3 separate regions of the Homo sapiens genome follow, and regions 2 and 3 are each linked to region 1. A link is a contact called in ENCODE Hi-C or POLR2A ChIA-PET data. All regions are on one chromosome and are shown on one strand. Each heading gives the region's core, a stretch centred on a gene start or an enhancer-like site at or near the end of the contact. The rest is flanking DNA. Distances are from core to core; before and after follow the strand shown.

What was found. Hi-C counts contacts between places; a loop is a spot of excess contacts on that map. ChIA-PET counts read pairs that join two places held with the same protein, here RNA polymerase II (POLR2A). Pooled maps may share reads with other maps.
Region 2: a map of mammary epithelial cell shows a loop between it and region 1 (2.8-fold over the local background). The contact joins two enhancer-like sites. A Hi-C loop is called at or near these places in 34 of 168 maps with a recorded cell type or tissue (CD14-positive monocyte, Calu3, HepG2 and 20 more), 10 of 37 single-sample maps with no recorded cell type and 21 of 50 pooled maps. POLR2A ChIA-PET finds 5 or more read pairs at or near these places in 4 of 52 experiments (B cell, GM12878, HepG2 and 1 more).
Region 3: a loop to region 1 is called in a map of transverse colon, with 5 times the contacts of the local background. The contact joins two enhancer-like sites. A Hi-C loop is called at or near these places in 1 of 168 maps with a recorded cell type or tissue (transverse colon), 1 of 37 single-sample maps with no recorded cell type and 1 of 50 pooled maps. POLR2A ChIA-PET finds 5 or more read pairs at or near these places in 4 of 52 experiments (T-cell, activated T-cell, activated naive CD4-positive, alpha-beta T cell and 1 more).

The regions. Positions count from the first base shown.
Region 1 is chr2:179,238,142-179,240,653 of GRCh38, reverse strand. The region is part of intron 1 of SESTD1 (SEC14 and spectrin domain containing 1); the gene reads left to right. Among named protein-coding and RNA genes, the nearest start is that of SESTD1, 25 kb to the left of the region's middle. Within about 2 kb of position 1,258, at least 2 of the 41 ENCODE cell types and tissues checked have a DNase peak (open chromatin) inside an H3K27ac peak, as active enhancers do.
Region 2 is chr2:179,336,037-179,338,548 of GRCh38, reverse strand. No RefSeq gene overlaps it. Among named protein-coding and RNA genes, the nearest start is that of SESTD1, 72 kb to the right of the region's middle. Within about 2 kb of position 1,253, at least 2 of the 41 ENCODE cell types and tissues checked have a DNase peak (open chromatin) inside an H3K27ac peak, as active enhancers do.
Region 3 is chr2:179,169,822-179,172,333 of GRCh38, reverse strand. SESTD1 (SEC14 and spectrin domain containing 1) reads left to right here. Exons shown (of 18, transcript NM_178123.5): 5 at 101-214. Among named protein-coding and RNA genes, the nearest start is that of SESTD1, 94 kb to the left of the region's middle. Within about 2 kb of position 1,258, at least 2 of the 41 ENCODE cell types and tissues checked have a DNase peak (open chromatin) inside an H3K27ac peak, as active enhancers do.

The DNA.
Region 1 (2,512 bases), core at 9-2,508:
TAGCACTTTTTTTGTCTAAAGTTTTTTTTCTTGCTGGACTGCTCCTTCCTGGTCTTTTGACTGGCGGCTTTTGTTGGGGCTTTATTTTTGTCTTCTCCTATTGTTATTTCCAGGTTGCCGGTTTTACAGCTGCAAGTCTGAGATGTAATTAGGCAAAAAGAAAACTCAAGGGAAACTTAATCTTAGGTCCTGAGGCCCCTAGTCAGTCTGTGTTCCTTTCTCTACCGTTCACAGACTTCTTAGGCTTGTTTTATATGTAATGTGTAGCACTTTTATTTGTACTTAGTGAGAGGAATAGGAAAAATTGTATCTACTCCATCTTCCAGGAAGTAGAACACCAAGTCACTCCTTTTAGAAAACCTCCAGTGACTCTCTGTTGCCTGTAGATCATCATCTAAGTTTCTTCGTCTGTTATTCAGAGAGCTTCTTAATCTGTGAAGAATCTTAGCTTTTCTCTCCTCTTCCAACTACTCCTGTGTGTCTCTGTTACACCATTTGATGTTCTATAGAATTCTATTCTATAGGATTCTGCGTTTCTACTGTCTGTATACCATGACCTTGATCAATTTGTTCTTCTGTCTGAAATGCACCAATCGTTCATCTCAAGGCCATGTGTCTCATCACCTTGTAATCTGCAAGCTGTTAGGTATTTGACTGGATCATCAGTTGTTTCAGAAGATGTGAAGCTGGAACTATTGAAAAATGTCAAAATAATATGTTCTGCACCAGAATAGTTTGATTGTCCTTCTAAAGTAAGGTAATGATTGTAAATTGGTTGTTAATATATCAGTATCACCAGTCACTGATTGTGGAGCATCTACTCTTTGTTGAGTATTGGACTTAAACATTGGAATAGTAGATAATTTAAGGTTTGCATGTAGTTAAATGGCATTTCTTTAAGAATAAAGCGTTAGTAGTGCTAAATGATGCCTTATTGTTTTAATCTATCTTAATAATGATAAAGACTTGGCCAGTGGTTTTGAATCCTAGCTGCATATGTTGTTTACCTGGGGGGCTCTGAAATAATTCCTGTGCCTAGGTCTAAACCCAGAGATTGTCATTCAGTTGATTTGAACTGGGGCTCTCACATTTATATTTTTTAAAAGCTCCCCACATGATTCTAATGTGTAGCTGGGTTAAAATATAAGTGAATACCAGTGGTTTCAGTCACTTTTAAAGTTCTTTCCCAGAATGCTTCCAGCTGTGCAGCTTTTAACTTTATACTTCAAAGTCTTTACCTTAGCAGATTCAAAAAAAAAACCTTGTACTTCCTGCAGATGACTCATCCAGGAGAGTCATTATATGAACTATGAGCTGGTTTGCAAAAGGAAGAAAACATTTTGTGGCAGTAATTAAATTTCTGTAGACAATATGAAATAACAGAATTCAGGATTATTCTCTCAAAGATTTAAAAAAAAATTCTCTATTCATTTTTTTAAAAGGTGGTTGCAGGAACAGTACAGAGCTTATAGCATCCTATATAATCCATTGATACTGTAGACTTTTGTTGAATTAATAGTCTTAATCTCACTTCAAGTGTTTACTTTTGTCAGATACTAAGATACATAGTTGGCACAAATATAGATAATAAATAATTTACTGCTACAGCAGAGAAATCAAACATTAGTCGTGATTAATAAATGAGACACTCTTGAATTTCTTATGATAAAACTGGTGTAAACATTTGGCATGTAAGTAGTTAATGTATTTAATTTAAGAGACTGACAGACTTTTAGTTTCTAATAATAAAAGCAGTTAGGGATAAGAAAACGAGGGCAAGGCAGAGGAAGAAAAGAAGGAGAAAAGAGGTCAGTTAATAAAGAACATAGAGAAAAAATAGACTCAAAGATAAGAATTCAATTAACTTTGTGACAACAAAGCCTTTCCTCTGAGGAAGAAGAAATTAGGTGCTCTAGTTCATTATTTATTTTAGGGCCATATACTCAATTTGGTTTATTATATTATGACTCCAAAGCACAGAAAGAATTATAAAATAACACTGACCTTTTTCCCTACACATAGTAATTTATTGAGCAATAAGTTTCTAGTTTCTTACAGAAACTGGCATGACTGAGGGGACTACTTCAAAGGGGCTGATGCTTCATATTAGGTTAATCTCTAGGAATGGTAATAAGAACATTATTAGATAATTGTCAAAGTATTTGTCAAATTTTGTTTTTCTAAATGTATAAGCTGTAACTTTTATTTAATATATATTTTTATGGAATCTAAGAATTTTGAAGAAATTTGATCATGACAGGATTTCTAAGGCCATGAGAAGGCGTTAATTTTATTATGCCAACAGTTTTCTGTGGACTTACTAGTATGATTGTACAGTTGATCCTTGAACAATAGGTTTGAACCAGATGGGTTCACTTTATGTGGCTTTTCTTCTATATCTGTCACCCCTGAGACAGCAAGGCCAACCTATCCTCTTCCTCCACTTTCTCAACTGACTCAATGTAAAGACAACAAGGATGATGACATTTTTGATGATCCACTTCCAGTTAAT
Region 2 (2,512 bases), core at 4-2,503, 98 kb before region 1:
GTATCCTGATTAGATTAAACAATAAATGGGAATTTTTAGTTCAATAGATTAAAAAGTCCAAACATTTTATGGGAGTTAAGGTGAGATTTGGTCAGGTACAGCTTCTTTGAGACATGGGTCTTTGAATCTTCTTCCTGGCGTACATCAGCTTTGCCCTCAGGCTGTCTTCGTAAGGTGACTGCAGCATCAACTGAGACCACCTGCACCTCAGTCACATCCAAAAGAAGAGGCTGGATTCCTCCAACCAATGAACAAGGGAAATGTCATGTGTCGATTACTAGGCCTACATTACCTGAGCTAATAAAGATGTCGAGGGGACTGGGCTACCCGGGTTGGTTTTGATATGTCAGGGCTAAGGACTGCCATGGAAATGGAGTCAAGCATTATGAGGGAAGAAGGGAGAATGCTTGGAAGATAACTTTGATGTCCTTTATGAAAATCTTACTATCGTCTGGGCACGGTGGCTCAGGCCTGTAATTCCAGCACTTTGGGAGCCTGAGGCGGGCAGATTGCCTGAGCTCAGGAGTTCGAGACCAGCCTGGGCAACATGGCGAAACCCCCTCTTTACTAAACATACAAAAAATTAGCCAGGTGCAGTGGTGGGCGCCTGTAATCCCAGCTACTCAGGAGGGTGAGGCAGGAGAATCAACTGAACCCGGGAGGCGTAGGTTGCAGTGAGCCGAGATCGTGCTACTGCACTCCAGCCTGGGCGACAGAGTGAGACTCTTGCTGAACTTTTACATTGGGAAGAGTCTTAGGAAGAAGTTTACGGTCCACTAAAATTTCAGTTAACTGCTCAAGAAACTCCAAATTTAGTTTTCTTTCCATAGCTGCTACATAATAAAATTATCTTAAATTTAGCAATGCTATTTTTTCAGAGTTAGCCAAAACCCATTTAATCTATAGTATTTTTAGTGAAACTTACCGTACTGAGAACTGAATATTTTAATAAACTGATAGCAATTTGAAAACTTTTAAGACTCAAGCAACTCAAGACTTCTCATGAAGGCAGAAGCTGGATACTGGAGGAACTTGCAGTTCTTGAGACCGCAGAGGGGGATTGGCCTCTGCAACCCCACAGTCAGAAGCCAAGGCATGCTGCCCAAATATAATGCCAGCTGTGCAGCCTGAAAAAGGAGCCCAGCTGTGAGACTCAAAAGGATTTTTAGGACTCCCTCTGGGCATCCTTGCACCAGCATACGGGGGCTCTCCCAATAAATACCAAAAGTCTGAGTAGCAGGAATTCCTGCCAGCAGCCACACAGTTGGAGTGATCCTTTAAGCAGCAAACAATATTTTCCAGATGTACAGACTCAGTGTGCTGGGAGATCGGCTTGGGGTAAACAGGCTAGATGTTTATGCCTGCTGACTGAAGAGGGTGTGTGGCTGGTGCCCTTCTAGACATGAATTAAAAAATTCAGTTGTATCTGTTTTACCACAGTGAAGAAAGAACTAAAGAATAATGAAGGTGATGGTTCTAGGAATCAGGAGACCCTGGGGCTCAGCTGCAGGCTAAAGTTTAGAGTACCTCCCTCACTTCCTGAAGGATTTGTCCATTGCTTATTTCTACTTTGCCAGTATGCAACCGTTGAATATTTGTATGGCACTTTCAAAGATCCTGGAGTACTCTGAAGAGGTGGGAGTCATTTCCTTTTTTATCTCTTTTTGACTCACACTAAATTGATCTGGCAAATGCTTTCCTTCTAAAAGCTTTCATGAACTTCACCAGGTAGAACTTTATCTGTTGTCTATTTAGCAAGATCTTTAAAGATTAAAAACAAGACTATTTGCATTTTTAAAAATATTAACTCTCTTGATTATTAACCCAGCCAGGAAAACAGAACAAAGTTGGATGGCAAATGCATTATTTATGTGAGATTTTTTAATTAATTGATTTGAATAATTTTCATCATGCTGGTTTGGATTGACAGATAACGTACGCTGTTCTGTAGCTGCTTCAGACCGTGTTAGCCTCTTCTAAAGGAGGACAGTTTTTCATCTGGGCACACTGACCTTGAACAGAAGAACAGATTGTGTGCTGTAAACCCCTCTCAGCTGCTACAAAGATTCTCTACTTCAAAAATATCTGCCTTGCAGGTGCTGAAATCCCTACCCCTGTACCTTATAGCTTGGAAGAAGGCACTTCCAGGAGCCCCCTCTTAAAATGTAAATATTACTTGGAAAAGTCATATACTTTGCCAACTCACATCTGGTTTATATAGAATGTCTCCTTGAATTTATAATTCTTTTTCTTGCACATTCCAGTTAGGGGTGGTACCTAACATTTTCTTCCATACTATCTGAATTCTTTATATTTGAATTATTCTTTATTCCTATAGGCTTGACTATGAAATTATTATATACATACACACACACACACACACCCCACCTGTTTATGTAACCAATTCCCTGAAGCATGTGCCACAAAACAGCATCATACACTGATGTTTCTATGAATGTAATTCTAACCTCATTGATAAGTCATGTATTTCAGCCCTCCTGAGCTCAATGTT
Region 3 (2,512 bases), core at 9-2,508, 68 kb after region 1:
TCTCTTATGTAGCATAATCTTGACTGTCTGGTAATTTATAAATTTAGTAAATTATTCATTTTACATGTGTAATTTGTAATTATTTTTCTGTATTTTATAGAATGTTGTTCCAGCTGAGGTGTCCCTTGTTTGTGTGGTAAAGCCAGATGAATTCTGGGATAAGAAAGTAACGCATTTTTGTTTTTGGAAGGAGAAGGATAGACTTGGCTTTGAGGTAAATGTAATCTCTTTTTTTAAAGTCCATTATATCTTTAAAAATAGTATTTTACTGAAATTATTTTTGACCGTTCAGCATTGGTTACTAAGCAGTGCTTAAGGAATGCTTAATTAGTGCCTAAGTAATAATTAGTATATGGTCAGCATTTGGATACTTGCTGAATGAAGTATGATATTTTGTTAAAGATCATGAAAGCTTTCTTGTTTTCCATTTTCAATTGTATCATTCTTTGTTAACTTCTTTGAATAAGTAGAACCTTTGTATTTAAATTTTTTTATTGCATTATGGAGAGGAAATTTAACAAATACTAGGAAATCCTGGACATTTTGGAGTTGAAATTATAGTCTATTTTTTGTGACATGTCATAATTATTTTTTAGTATCTGGCCAGTTTTAATACATGAACACAGTTATCCATTCTTTCCTACTGACTTTTTATTTCTCTCTTTTACTTTCCTTGTGTGATAGTGCATCTTACTGTAGGTTAGAAAAAAGCACTATGATGGAATGTAAATCTAAGCAGTTTGTCATATTCTTTCTTCCACACCTGTTAATTCTCAACTTCCCAGTAGGAGAGTTGATAAATAACAGACTTTACATTGTCTAAATAAAGTGTGGGAACTTTGAAGAATACAAAGACTAACTCCAACCTGGTATAATATAGGCCCTTGGAATGCTTACAGTCAGATAATAAAGATTCATTTTGGAACTTGCCATGCTATACACTCATTTTTATTTTTACCGAGGTCAATATCAGTGTATTTTTGGTATGGAGAAAAGGTTGTTAATGTATATTGGATAGAAAGATTTGAGAAAACTTAGTTTATTCTTAAAGGAGATGGCTTGAAATTTCTTAAAAATACATGGTTTTATTCTTTACTTAAAAAAATTAAGCTATAATTTACGTGCAGTGAAATTAATTCATTTTAGTGTGTAGTTCTGAGAGTTCTGACAAAACATATAAAACCACAATCAAGAAATCAGGAAGTGTCTCCTCACCCCCAGAATTCCCCTATATGCTCCTATAGTTAACTTCTCCATTTCTAGCCCCTGACTGGTGGTAGGAAAACTGTTTCTGTACTCACAAGCCCCTTCTCAGGTTTAGTAATTTGGTATATTGATTCATAGAATTCAGGGAATCACTTTACTAACATTTACTGGCTTTATATAAAGAATATAGATGAACAACCCAGATGAAGTGATACACAAAGTGCAAGGTCTAGAATGATCCAGAGCGCAGGAGCTTCGAACCCTAGGGAGTTGGGGTGCACCACCCTCATGGCCTGTGTACATGTTTATCAACCCAGAAACTCTCCAAATCATTGGCCATTAGTGATTAACTAACTCAGTCTCCAGCCTCTCTCCCTTCCCTGGAGGGAGAGGAGTGGCCATGAAAGTTTCAACTCTCTAATTATGCCTTGGTCTTTTTGGTGACAAGCCTTCATCTTGAATCTGTTTAGAGGCCCACAGCCACCACTCATCTTACTAACATCCAAAAAAACACTTATCACTCCAGAAATGCCAAGGATCTTGTAACTCTTGTGTCGATAACTGGGGACTGAGACCAAATACTGTAATAAAGGATGCTCCTGTCACCTAGGAATTACAAGGGTTTCAGGAGTTCTGTGCCAGGAACCGGGGACAAAGAGCAAATGCATATTTCTTATATCACAGTATCACAGATGGTATCAGTTTAAATCTCTTACCTATTTTTTAAAAAAAATAAGGTCTTTTTTGTTACTGGATTTTGAGAGTTTTTTATGTATTTTGTATAGAAGTCATTTATGAGACACATAATTTACAAATATTACCTCCTAGTCTATTGTTTGCCTTGTCATTCTCTTAACAGTTTTCAAGAAATTTTTTTAACTATGATGAAGTCCTCTTTTTCAGTTTTTTTTTTTTTTGCTTTCTGATTTCACAGGTGGAGAAACAGTTTTCTTTTATTAATCAGACTTTTGTTGTCATAATCTGAGAAATCTTTGCCTTACTCAAGGTCACAAAGATTGTCCTTGATATTTTCTTCTAAAAGTTGTATAGTTTTAGTCATTAAATTTAGATCTGTGATCTATTTTGAGTTAATGTTTGTGAGCTATGGTCAAGAATATGTATTTTATGACTTCAGGTTTTTTTTTTTTTTTTTGAGATGGAGTTTCGCTTTTGTTACCCAGGCTGGAGTGCAGTGGTGCAACCTCGGCTCACTGCAACCTCCGCCTCCCAGGTTCAAGAGATTCTCCTGCCTGAGCCTCCCACGTAGCTGAGATTACAGGCATGCACCACCACACCCAGCTAATTT